Linked DNA regions of Mus musculus: region 1 is linked to region 2. The links are chromatin contacts, found by POLR2A ChIA-PET in ENCODE. All regions are on one chromosome and are shown on one strand. Each heading gives the region's core, a stretch centred on a gene start or an enhancer-like site at or near the end of the contact. The rest is flanking DNA. Distances are from core to core; before and after follow the strand shown.

Region 1 (6,561 bases), core at 2,784-5,283, 530 kb after region 2:
GTTTGGTGAAGGTGTGGTATATGGTTTTTGGAGAAGGGGGTAACTCTGTGGGCCCATGCTGAGGCATCCCTTCCCCCTGAGGGACCAGCCATATGACAGGGTAGCTAGGCTGTGAGTTCCTCAGCACCCTGTGACCTGTTCATCGGTCTCGCTGAGATCTAACTGGGGTGAAGGATCACCACTATGCCCCTTTAGGACATGCCTTGCCTGGCCTCACCAGCCAAAGAACCCCTCTGGCAGCTGTTGCCTTACCTCCTTCTGGGGATCCACCCACAGGAAAACTCCTAGGGAAGTGTCACCCAGAGATCTCCCTTCTCCAGACCTCCTGAAGGATGTTGCCTTTTTAAATTTGTTTTTTTTTTTTTGAGATTTATTTTCATTTTGTGTTAATGGGTGTTTTAACTGAATGTCTGTGCACCATGTGTGTGCCTGGCGATGGGGACCAGAACAAAAAAGGGCTTTGGCCCTACAGCTATGATTATGGATGGCTGCAAACTGACATGCGGTGCTGAAAATTGAACCTAGGCCCTCTGAGGGATCAGTGAGTGCCTTTAACCTTTGAGTCATTTCTCCAGAACCCTGAGGTTGTGGTGGTTACTGGAAAAACCTGTTTCTAGTTGTAGTACTTTAGTACACACCTTTAATCCCCCTGGCTTGAATGCAGATATCCCCTTAGTACAAGCCTTTAATCCCAAACAATTAAGGTAAAATTAGTTTGGGCTGGAAAGGTGGCTTAGCTGTTAAGAGCACAGGCTGCTCTTCCAGAGGTCCTGAGTTCAATTCCCAGCAATCACATGGTAGCTCACAACCATCTGTAACAGAATCTGATGCCCTCTTCTGGTGTGTCTGAAGACAGCTACAGTGTACTCACAGACATAAATAAATAAATCTCTTTTTTTAAAAAAGACAAAAAAAATTTTTTAAGGATGTGTTTGAATGTTTAATTTAGAGTGACAGGGGCCTGGTGAGATGGCTCAGTGGGTAAGAGCACCCGACTGCTCTTCCGAAGGTCAGGAGTTCAAATCCCAGCAACCACATGGTGGCTCACAACCATCCGATCACGAGATCTGACTCCCTCTTCTGGAGTGTCTGAAGACAGCTACAGTGTACTTACATATAATAAATAAATAAATAAATCTTTAAAAAAAAATTTAGAGTGACAAAGTGATGAATCAGAGAAAGATTTGACAGAATTGGATATGCCACGAGAAAAGAGGAAAGGGAAGCAATGTAGAGAGGAGGCAGCTTTACTGGAACAGACTGAACGGAGAACAGCTAGACACAGGTGAAGACAGAACAAACCAGGGAATGAGAAGGAACCAGAAAGTTAGAACAGATTGCTAGAGTTTGAGGCAAAGCAGAGCAATTCAGGAGAGGCTACAACGGGCCAGTTTGAATCAGTTGGAGCCAGAAAAGGTGAGATAAATCAGCCAGTCAGAGGTCAGAAAGAACTAGAAAGGGTGAGCATATTCTGCAGCAAGTCTCAGAGGCTGAAAACATTCCAGGCCTAGATTAGATTGTACAGAGGCTAGAAGCTTCCAAGGCTAGGCCTAGGTTAGCAGACATGGGCAATAAGCCTCCAAGACAATTCCATAGGTGAATAAAAGTTACATTAACACTCCAGTGCCACCATCAATCACCTTTTGATGTCATCCTTATCCTGAACTGGACAGAACCTCCACAGGGCAGCCTAGAGTCTGCTTAAGCTCTGCCACACAGTTACCTGCCTGACTCGCCATAAAAGGGGCTGCTTTCCCCCCTTCACTTCTCTTGTTCTTGCCTTCTTGCTCCTTCACTGTACTCTTCCCCCTCCCCTCTCTCTACATGTTCATGGCCAGCCTCTATTTCTCTTCTCTCTTCCCCCCTCCCTCCTTCCCTCTTTCTCTTTCTCTCTCTGCCTTTCTCTGCCTCAACTACCCTCCCCATGCATTGAATAAACTATTCTATACCATCGTGTGGATGGTCCCTCAGGGGGAAGGGATGCCTCAGCATGGGCCCATGGAGGTACCCCCTTCCTCCATACCTAACTACACATCCACCAAAACATATCTCCTCTCTTTATCTTTTTATAAACACATCAGTCACTCCACAGAAGTGCTCCTTTGTGGACCCTGAACTCAGTATTCCATAGCACATTTTCTGAAGTGAATGGGACCCCAGGAAACCTGCTATGCTCTGGTCCTTATGAAGGCCAGTCACAAGCAGTGGCAGATAGGCTCAACCACTCAATAGGAGAGAACCCATTCCACAAGTTGTCCTCTAATCCCCAGGTGTGCACTGTGATGTATGACACAAGAGCACATGCACACACAAATAATCAAATTTAAAATGTAAGACATCCCACCCAATGCCAGGTCTTAGGTATGTGTGACTGTTGTTTCTTTATTCCATGTCACTCCATTTCGGTCAATCCCAAAGTAATGCAGGTTGTAGCAGCAGGTGAGCAGAAGAGCAAAAAAATGGTACATACATACAACACAGCATCTTTCCTCTTTAGAAAGGAGACACATTCTGTGGGTGTGGTAGTCAGGATGGCGTGCAGGTACTAGTGTGGCACAGGCCTTTAATCTCAAAAGAGGCCAGTCAGGGCTGTATAGTGAGAGCTAGCTCCGAACAGTGCTTACTGTTCTTTCAGAGGACATAGGGCTTCTATTGCTGGGAAGAGACACCATGACCATGGCAACTTTTATAAAGGAAAAATTGGGGGGCGGGGGGGGCTGGTTCACAGGAGTTTAGTCCATCATTGTCATGTCAGGAAGTATGGTGACACTCAGACAGAGGTAGCTGAGGAGTCCATATCTGAATCAGCAGGCAGCAGGAAAAGGACTGTATTCCAGTAGGCCTAGTTTTTGAGACCTCAAAGCACACCCCACCCCATGGTGTACTTCCTCCAATATGGCCACTGCCTGTGGTTTACTATGGGCTCATTTTGATTCAAACCACAAGCAACAAGGCTCAGTATTCAATTACCAGCATCACATGGCCCTCACAGTCACCATAACTCCAGTGCTCGGGGATCCAGTATCATTTTTGTTTTTTAAGGTTTAAATAGTTTTTTAGAGACAGGGTTTCTCTGTGTAGCCCTGGCTGTCTTGGAACTCTCTCTGTAGACCAAGCTGGCCTCAAACTCAAAGATCCACCTGCCTCTTTCTCCTGAGTGCTAGGATTAAAACCCTACCACCACCCTGCCCAGGTTAAAATGTTATGTTTAATTGTGTGTTGGTGTGTGCATATGAAACGTGAAGAAATCAGAGGTGTCAGATCCCCGGAGTCACAGGCATCTTTTCTAAAAACGTGGACTGAGACGGCTTGTCTAGCATTTCTAATGCTCATAAGTTACATGCGAGTGAAAGAGGTAAACCTAATATTGGTTCACAACCACGGTAAATCCAGCTCCAGGGCATCCTGGCTTGTTTTATAATCCTCATGGCATTCATTCCCTGATCCCTGAATTTCTCATTGGCTAAGTTCTTCGGGAGGTACAATATTCTCCATCCTTCGGGGCCTCGATCATGTAGCCGACTACATGTAACCTAAAATGAAAGAGAGTTGCTGGTAGCTAGGGAAGGGGGGGCCATGGACCATGATTTATTAAAGCTCAGGATGCTGGCAGCCAGGACTGGAAACTAGCAGGTCCGGCCAGATGGAAACGCCCAACTGACACGTCATCAAGCAGGGTCGGGGGAGACCCCAGGTCAAGGTTCCCGCTACAGAGGTAGAAAACACGTGCACTGCGCGCGCAGAGGCGAGGTGAACAAGCGGAATGCAATGACCGGCGAGGGAAGATGAGGAATGGCTTTTCCAGTCCTTTCAACGAATTCTCGCCGGACATAATCGGCTGTTCAGGGCCTACATGGACTACAGAGACTCTGCTTCAAAAAACGAAAAAGGCCAGGTATCAAGACCATCATTTTAAAAAGAGACAGGGACGAAAACGATTTATCTTTGAATAAACTGCGGCTTGAAATAAAACTCTACTTCCGTCCCAAGCGTAGCAGGGCGGACCTCGGAGGGGAAGGACCTCACTCAGGCACTTCCGCCCTTTTCTAAGATGGCGCAGGCGGAAGGAGCCTATCATCGCCCGCTGGCGACGTCGCGGTTGGAGTTGAACCTGGTACGGCTGCTTTGTCGCTGTGAGTCGATGGCGGCAGAAAAACGAGAACCGGACGAGTGGCGACTGGAGAAGGTGAGGGATTCCCACGCCGCCGCAAAGGCCTGCGAACCAACTCCACAGGCCACTGTCTCCGCTCCTTCTGGTCCGCGGCGACACGCCCCTCGTGCGTAACCCCTGACGTCCTAGTTTTCTCCCTACAGCTTCACGCACAGGCCACGCCCTCTCAATTCTAGGTCTTCGCTTATGTCCCCTCCCCTCTCTGACTCCTCTCCGGGTCCCACCCCTCTCCCTGGTTTGCTCCTGCCTTGGGCCACTGGCTTGGCTGACACCATACCTTCCCTCCCAGTATGTGGGTGCCCTGGAAGACATGCTGCAGGCCCTGAAAGTTCAAGCAAGGTGAGTGTGGGGGCACCGAGTCACCACCTCCTACGACGGCACAGCAGCAGACTAACTTTTTCCTGCTGCCTTTCAGTAAACCGGCCTCAGAAGTGATCAGCGAGTACTCCCGCAAAGTGGACTTTCTGAAGGGCATGCTGCAGGCCGAGAAGTTGGTGAGCCTGCCCTCCCATCCCTCAGGCGGGCCTCACTCAGTTCCCCACAGCCCCTAGGACCAGGGCACAGCCCCCCAGTAACTCGTCTTCCCCTTCCTATGTCTCCTCAGACCTCCTCCTCTGAAAAAGCTCTAGCTAACCAGTTCCTGGCTCCTGGCCGCGTGCCCACCACAGCCAAGGAGCGGGTGCCTGCCACCAAGACTGTACATTTGCAGTCTAGGGCACGTTACACCAGTGAGATGCGGAGTGAGCTGTTGGGCATGGTACGATTCCCTCCCTTGTACTTGGGACCAACCTCTGGATAGCAAAAAGAGTAGTCTTCAGAGGGGAAAGACTGGAATAATACCACAAACTCTAGTGGGCCTTAGGCAAGGCTTCCCCAGGAAGGCACTGTGCTCAAGAAGAGGAATTTGGCTGGGTGGTGGTAGTACACGTCTTTAAACCTCAGCACTGAGGAGGCAGAGGCAGGCAGATCTTTGTGAGTTCAAAGCCAGCCTGCTTGCTCTACAGAATAAGTCCAGTAATCAGGGCTACACAGAGAAACTCTGTCTTAAAAAAAATTAGCAAAACAAAGAAGAATGGACCACATCTGGTTAAACCCCAGAGTTGGCCCCACAGCTTTACATGAGTCAGCCCAAAGCAGAGAGAGATTTAGGGAAGATATCAAAGAGCATGGCCTCATTCCTCTCTCCTCCCCACAGGAACCATCTGGAGGTGAGACATGCTGAGCATGACTGTTCCTGCCACCCCACAGCCCTCATGCCTGCCCATCCCCCTTGATTTTTCCCAGCCCAGGAAGAGGTCCCAGGGTCATCTTTGCCTGAGGGGAGGCTGAGAAAGAGGATGGTTCCCAGCACAGTGCTAGGCCATTGAGAGGGATCTGGGACCAGGGAGAGTGGGCAAAAAGCAGTTCACAGGCAGAACAGCATTTTGCTGATCAAGGTCAGAAGTTTGGAAACAAGAAAGCTATCTTCTTTGTTCTTGGCCTCTTTTGCTTCCAGAATGTGAGGTGGACATGAGGAAACGAGCGTGAGTATTTCAGCCACAGCGTGACAGGGAAGGGAAATGAGCGGCTGAAGCTGGGGCCCCTGAGCTGCTATAAGGACCAGCTGCCTGCTGGAAGTCCTTTCTGGGGCTGCTGTTCCCAGAATGTAAAAGAGCAGGGGAAACTGAGTCCCCAGTAGAACTGAGGGTGGTGCCATGGGCCCTGGGATCCTTGGGAAAGGGCCACATGGATGTCTTTACCTATCACTACTGGGGACCTACAAATGTGGCGTCAGCAGTGCGAAGGGGTCCAGACCTGCAGATGAGAGGCAGTCAGCATCCGAGCTAGACCTCGTCCTCCAGAGGCACCAGGGCCTCCAGGAAAAGCTGGCTGAGGAGATGCTAGGCCTGGCCCGCAGCCTCAAGACCAACACACTGGCTGCCCAGAGTGTCATCAAGAAGGACAATCAGGTGTGGTAACACTGCTGCCTCTGTCTGCCTCAGAAAGCTCTGCAAAAAAGGGGCATTGTGACTGGTGTTTTGCTGGTTGAGCAAGAGTTTGTTAAAGCCCAGGGGGAGGGGGTAGCTGAGCATGCTTGGCCGAGGTCACACTATGCACCAGAAGCACAGGCTACTCAGGAAAAGTCATACTTGGGTCTCAGTCTTGTTGACACAGCCCCTTCTTCTCCCACAGACCCTGTCACATTCACTCAAGATGGCAGACCAGAACCTGGAGAAGCTGAAGCTGGAGTCGGAGAGATTGGAGCAGCATGCACAGAAGTCAGTGAACTGGCTGCTGTGGGCCATGCTCATTGTCGTGTGCTTCGTGTTCATCAGCATGATCCTGTTTATCCGAATCATGCCCAGGCTGAAATAAAACAAGAAAGCCTGCACACCAACCCACATGTCTTC
Region 2 (6,646 bases), core at 2,407-4,906:
AGTCAGGGGTCCCGAGGAGAGTGTCACCTGGATCTTATGATTCTTCTACCTCAGCCTCCCAAGGACTGGGACAACAGGCCTGTGTCACCACACCCTGCCCCCATCAGCATATCACCAAACAGGCTACTGAAGCAAGAGAGGGTGCAGGCAGCTTACCTCGGAGTACAGAGGAGGCGGGCAGTAGCGGAACTCCTGGAGACAGGCAAAGTAGGGCCCTTCTGTGGTCACACCTAGGTCGTGTAGGAGGGAGGAGGGCCCCGGTGACGCACATACCAGCTGGCTCTCCCTCACCACCTCGGAGTACTCAGGTGGGGCTGCAAAGGAAAGACAGTGAGTGAGGCTCTGGGAGACCCGTGGTTGTAACATGGTGACAACTGAGCCCTTTTCCTCTGGGGACAGCTCCTCTTGCTCAGGCTAACATCTAATTTGTAGCAATCCTCCTGCCTCAAACTGTCATCCTGGACTTTTAGTTTTGAATACTGATTCTTTGTGCTTTTTTGAGCCAGGATCTTGGTGTAGAGCAGGCTGCCCTCCGGATGCTTGCTGGCATTATAGGCCTGTCTTTCCACACCCTGATTTGGCTTGGCTTTGAAGTCCAGGTCTCTTGAAGCCCGGGCTGGCTTCTAAATTATTAAGTACTGGAAGCTGGCCTTGAGCTGACTCCTTAGCCCTTGGTGCAGGTTTGATTGGTGCCTGGGATTAGTCCCTGCTTGTATAGAGACCCCTTGGACAAAGGACCAGGCCTGGGCCGTGGCTCTGCCCGCCCACATCCCTTGCCAGTTGGCTAAGCTCACCCTCTGGCCGATCCATCATGGTGCACAGGCCCCAGTCTTGCAGGAAGCTGGCGCGGCTGCCCACACTAGCGGAGCGGCTGCCCAGAGGATGCAGGGGGACCGTGCCTATGACCAGAGGCAGCTCCAGCAGCAGCTTGGACGAGCCTGGAATGTCCACGAAGACCTGAAGGGAGCAGCAGCGAAGTGGGCTACCAGCCCACCTGTGCCCTCCCCCTTGGTTTGGACGACAGGATGTAAGGGAGCCCTGGGTACCTTGAGTGAGTAGTCCACACTAAGCACGCGGCACTGCAAGATGGACGGGCCCACCGGGGGGATACGCAGCGCACGACCGGGCCACAGCGCACGGCGATTCGGGCCCACAGGCTCCCCGTCCACACTGGCCACCACAGCACGCTTCTGCTTGCGGGCACCTCGGGCCATGAAGGTCTGTGTCTGTACTAGGGCAGCACGGGGCTGCACAGCTCGCGTGGAACCATTGTCAATCTCCGCAAAGATAGGGATGACCTCGCCTACAGCAGACAGCAGCTTGCCTCAGTTTCCCCACTACCGATTACCCATTCCAGCTGCACACAGCTCCCCATGTTACCTGGAGTGTAGCCTTTGCGGTCAATCTTGGCCGAGAGGGACACGAGGCCACGTGTGCAGTACCAGGATCGTGCCACCTTCTCCCGGGCTCCAGCCTGGGGTTCCTAGGGAGACACCAAGTGCATTTTGAGCACTGGGCACACCAAGGGTCATTTTGAGCACTGGGCACTTGGAGACCTGAGTCTTATAGAAAGACTGAGACAAGCGGGCTGTTTTAAGTTTTGACCAGATACCCCCAAATAACATAACCCTGTCTCTTTTTATGTTTGTTTGTTTGCTTGTTTGTTTTCGAGACAGGGTTTCTCTGTGTAGCCCTGGCTGTCTTAGAACTCACTTTGTAGACCAGGCTGGCCTTGAACTCAGAAATCCACCTGCCTCTGCCTTAAAGGCGTGCATCACCACTGCCTGGCCAACCCTATCTTAGGAAGCCAAAAGTTGAATAAAAATTAAAAATAAGCCAGGCGTGGTGGCGCACGCCTTTAATCCCAGCACTTGGGAGGCAGAGGCAGGCAGATTTCTAAGTTCAAGGCCATCCTGGTCTACAGAGTGAGTTCCAGGACAGCCGGGGCTACACAGAGAAACCCTGTCTTGAAAAAAACAAAATAAGTAAATAAATAATAAAAACAAGACTAGATGTGGTGGCACCTATCTTTAGTCCCAGCAGGTATATTTCTATGGGCTTAGTTAGGGCCAGCCTGGTCTACTCAGTGAATCTCAGACCAGCCAGGATTACACAGAGAGAGACCTTTCTAAAATTAAAAAAAAAAAAAAAAGTCGGGCAGTGGTGGCACATGCCTTTAATTCCAGCACTTGGTAGGCAGAGGCAGGCAGATTTCTGAGTTCGAGGCCAGCCTTATCTACAAAGTGAGTTCCAGGACATCCAGGGCTATACAGAGAAACCCTGTTTCAAAAAAACCAAAACAAAACAAAACAAAAAACAAAAACAAACAAGAAAAGAAAAAGAAATAAAGCAAAACCCAAAACCAGTAAAGACAAAAGCAAACACAAAAACAAAAATAGCCCTATCATATCCTGCTTTCCAAATGGGGTATCTGAGGCTGGGAAAGAGCAAGATACCTTCCCAGAGGCACACAGCAGGTGAGCACCCTCAGAATTTGCACTTACCTATAGTGGGTTTTAAACTCACCACTAACTCCTGGCTCCCTGTTACAGAGGTCATTTGAGACCCTCAAATCTAAAAGGTGTCAAGCAGCCAGGCTGGACCCCAACCCCCATGGGGCAGCCACTTGCCAGCAGGGCAGGTGTGTTTATGTCCACAGGTTCAATGACAGTGAACACCTTCCGGGCGCAGCGTGCAGGGACCCATGGCCGGTGCAGAGTGGCTTTGATGGAATAGCGGACGCTGCCGTGTTTGCCCTCGAAGGATGTCACCAGGGAGCTGGGGTGGCAAGAGTGGGTAATCAGAGGATCACTATCAGGAGATAGTGGGGTGAAGGGCATACAAGAGGGATGTCCCGAGAAGTCAGGGCTGAGGGAACCCTAGATGCCCAGCCAGAAGGCGACAGTGGGGCTTACATAGGCAGCTGGAAGCTGAAGGGAAACTCGTGGCGTCCAGCGGGAAGCGTGGCGATATCCCCCGAGTCTAGGAACAAGACCCGGGGCTCAGCGGACGTAGGCCTGGGAATCGCATGCTCGGTGCGCCCCAAAAGGTCCCCAGCCCGTACCTGGCGCGAGCAGCGTGGCGCGGTGGTTCACGACTTCCACGCGCTCGCTGTAACTCTGAGTATAAGCAGTGCTGGAGCCCGCGCTGCGCGACTCCGTCCAGTGCGCGCGCGCGCGGCCCCGAGCGCGCAGCCTGAGCGCGCCCACGCGTGCCGCGCCCGCAAGCTCCAACAGTACCCGGCCTGCCACGGCCTGGCCTCCGTGGAACACGGGCTCGGTGCCCGTGCGCGCCCCGTCTATCTCTACTACGAACGCCTTCACCTTATCGAACAGCATTGCGGTGACGGTCGCGAACCCAAAAAAGAGATCGGCCAGGTGCTCGAACCCGCGAAAAGAAAGAGCTAGAGACTGCGAACGCAGCGGGCTCGAACTACGTACACACACAAGCGGGACAACAGGACGGAAGACCGCTGGGGACCCGCAGCTGCGTCGCACTTATAGGACGGTTGGAGGGCGGGGCCTGAGGAGAAGACCGCACCTACCGGAAGAGACTCCGCAAACACAGCAGTAGGGAACGGGACCCCAGAAAAGACTAGGCCAATAGCGCGGCGAAGGAATGGCCTGAGGAGAAAGCCACACCTTCAGGAGAAGACTCCACCAATAGCGCGCTGAGGAGGCGGGGCCTGAAAAAGCCTGGTTCTGCTGAGAGAATTAGGCCAAAGGCTCCACGAGGGCGGTGGCCTGATAGAAAGCTCCCCCCCCTACAAGGGACCAGGCCAATAGCGTGTGAAGGGCGTGGTCTGAGGGGGCAAAATCAGCTCCTGCGAGAAAGTCAGTAGCATCGAGGGGCGGGGCGGGGCGGGGCGTTAGAGAAAGCCTCGCCTACCGGAAAGAACTTCACCAATAGCGCGGTGGGGCGTGGCCTCACGAGGCTCCAGACAAAATAACCCTTGCTTGGTTCTGAACCGGAGCCTAAGTGGGAGGTGCTGCAGCGCGGCTCTGCCGCCTTAGGTCTCGCAAATACACAAACAAGGAAGCCCAGGAATAGGGAAACTGGTCTTAGTCACCCAGCGTGACAACTGTCACTATTTTTTTTTTCTGTTGCTTTTTGAGACGGGTTCTCATGTAGCCCAAACTTACCTGGGACTTGAGACAGTCCCCCTGCTTCTGTTTACAAGATTGGCCAGTAGTTTTGTGTTCCCTTGGCTAGTCTGGAACTCACTGTGTAGACCAGGCTGGCCTTGAACTCATAGAGGCGAGGTTGCCACTGCTTCCCGAGTGCTGGAATTAAAGCTCAAATCGGATTTCTGAACCCGAAAGCTTTATTTTCTTCTGAGGCCAAGTCTCACATAGCCTCCAATGCATCTCGTACTCTAACCAAGCCCGATGTTGAATTTGCCATCCTCCACCAGTCTTCCAGAGCTGACTTGATAGGCGTTTGCCTTAGTACCTGACTGTTTCTTAAACTTAAAAAAAAAAAGATTTATTTATTTGTATATGTATATGAGTACACTGTAGCTGTCTTCAGACACACCAGAAGAGAGCCATTACAGATGGCTGTGAGCCACTGTGTGGTTCCTGGGAATTGAACTCAGGATCTCTGGAAGAGCAGTCTGTGCTCTTAGCCACTGAGCCATCTCTCCTGCCCGGCCTGGCTTTTTCTTATGTTTTCAGACAGGATCTCACACTGTAACCCAGGCTGCCCGGGAACTCAAGGCAATGGAACTCCGGTGTCAGCCTCTTAGATGCTGGGTTCGCAGGTGTGTCCACTAGGCCAGAACCTCCCAGCTTAATCATCAACTCGCTGCCGCCTGCAGACCTATCTGGGGCACCTTTTTTCAGGCCCATTGTTTCCGGCGATGCGAATTGGTGGGGACAGGGAAGTGTTGGTCCTTTCCCCCCCCCCCCGCATTGGGCACCCCCATTCAACCTAAAGGACCCTGGCAAGGGACAAGGAGGATGTGCCTCAATTTCCACTTCCATAAGGCCTAGGGGAACTTAGTCCCTCAGATCCAGAAAGGGATTGCCGTGCATAGGCAGCAAATCCAGGAGACTCTGATATTTTGAGTCAAGGGCTGCAGTGTACCTGGGGATAGGGAGACCCTTCTGGAATGTAACAGGAAGAATTGCTCCTGCAGGGAAACCTGCCCGGCATTTGTAGACACGGGCACCCCCTGGTGGACATGGGATGTACTGCGGCTCGTATTCACTCCTGAGCCCAGCTGTGTGAACGAACACAGGTTCACAGCCTTATGAACCAGGCTGCAGCACCCCCTGCCCGCAGCCTGGAGAGGACAAGGCGGCCTGGAGGACCAGAGAAGTCCCACAGGTCTTGGACTAAAGAAAAGTGCGGGAATTGAAGACGCCCCCTCCCAGAGTGAGTGTACCACACAGATAAGTCTCGGAGACCAGAGAGAGGGTTTGGCCTTCGCCTGGAGTCACGGAGTAAGTCACACCCCACCCAACCCCACCCCACCCCGTGTGTGTTAGAGGAAGTCCTCAGTGAAAGTCTGGGTGGCTTCAGGATTTCCTTTGAGTCACCTGGAGAAAAAAGTTTCAACGGGGTCTCTTCCTGGCCCACTGGACAGACGCTGACTTCCTTCATCCAACTGAGGATTTATCTGTTTAGAGCAGCTGGAAGCAGATGTGGGGCCCCGCTTCTGACCTGCCTATTTCACGGTCCGGCATAGTGAAGCCTGGCTTAGCTGAGTGAGTGAGTGAGGGGCAGGGAGCCCAGAGACACCACATCTGCCCTGCAGGCACACAGCAAGGCTCAGGGATAGGAATGCCCTAGGGGTCTCATAAGTGAACTGGGAGGGGTTATGACCCGGATTCACAGTGGAATGTCTTCCATTGCAGTCTGCCACAGGCTCCTTCCCAGTGGGAGAGATTCCCTTCCTATCCACAAACACCATCAGACCCGCCCCCACTTCAGGGACAGACCCAGAGTAGCAGACAAGGCAAGGTAAACTGAGACAGAATTCGGGGTGCACACACGAGAAGCTTCTTTGAGAATCGGGACCCCCTCACCTGGAGGTCCTAAACAGGAGACTCTCTAGCCCATCCTGGGTTTCCACAGATCCTGAATCCCCTGCTTTAATTGGGAGTGTTCCACTGTCAACCTCTATTTCTAGGTTGTCACAGGCCTGAAATAGGGACATAGTCCAGGCAGGAGGACTTCATCCAGGATAGATGGGCGTCCCTATGTGAAATCCTAACTCTGGGAGCCCTTATGATTTTTGTGACAGTATATGTTAGCTCAGGCTACCCTCAAATTATGAGGCCCTGATCCTCCTGCCTCAGCTCCCCAGTGCTGGAATGACAGATATGTGCAGCCACATCTAACTTTTTAAGAAAAGTCTTGAGAAAGGGTCTCTCTGTGTAGCTCTGGCTGGCCTTGAGCTTCTGGAAATCCACCTGCCTCAGCTTCCTGAGTGTCTACTGCTTCTGCGAGCTCACCTGGAAGTAACATCTGCTGGTGTCACAGGTTGTCTTGGCTGCGGTGAAGTCACTGGCCACGGCGTTCACGCCTACGCTGCGCTCCAACCGCGCACCACCACCTCAGGTGCTTGCACATGCAGCAGTGCGGCTGCCTGGAACATCACCAGCCTGGCAGCCGCTGCCCCCGACCCCCGCGGCGCCCG

The links. ChIA-PET counts read pairs that join two places held with the same protein, here RNA polymerase II (POLR2A).
Region 1: POLR2A ChIA-PET joins it to region 2 with 11 read pairs in embryonic stem cell. The contact joins the promoter of Use1 here to the promoter of Arrdc2 in region 2. POLR2A ChIA-PET finds 5 or more read pairs at or near these places in 2 of 5 experiments (Patski and embryonic stem cell).

Annotation. Positions count from the first base shown.
Region 1 is chr8:71,363,184-71,369,744 of GRCm38, forward strand. Use1 (unconventional SNARE in the ER 1 homolog (S. cerevisiae)) reads left to right here and starts at 4,034. Exons shown (of 8, transcript NM_025917.4): 1 at 4,034-4,186; 2 at 4,461-4,510; 3 at 4,587-4,665; 4 at 4,776-4,928; 5 at 5,367-5,379; 6 at 5,667-5,694; 7 at 5,949-6,120; 8 at 6,344-6,549. The coding sequence starts at 4,052. The coding sequence ends at 6,526.
Region 2 is chr8:70,836,064-70,842,709 of GRCm38, forward strand. Arrdc2 (arrestin domain containing 2) reads right to left here and starts at 3,657. Exons shown (of 8, transcript NM_027560.1): 1 at 3,065-3,657; 2 at 2,916-2,982; 3 at 2,631-2,778; 4 at 1,381-1,483; 5 at 1,047-1,303; 6 at 795-957; 7 at 157-314. The coding sequence starts at 3,338.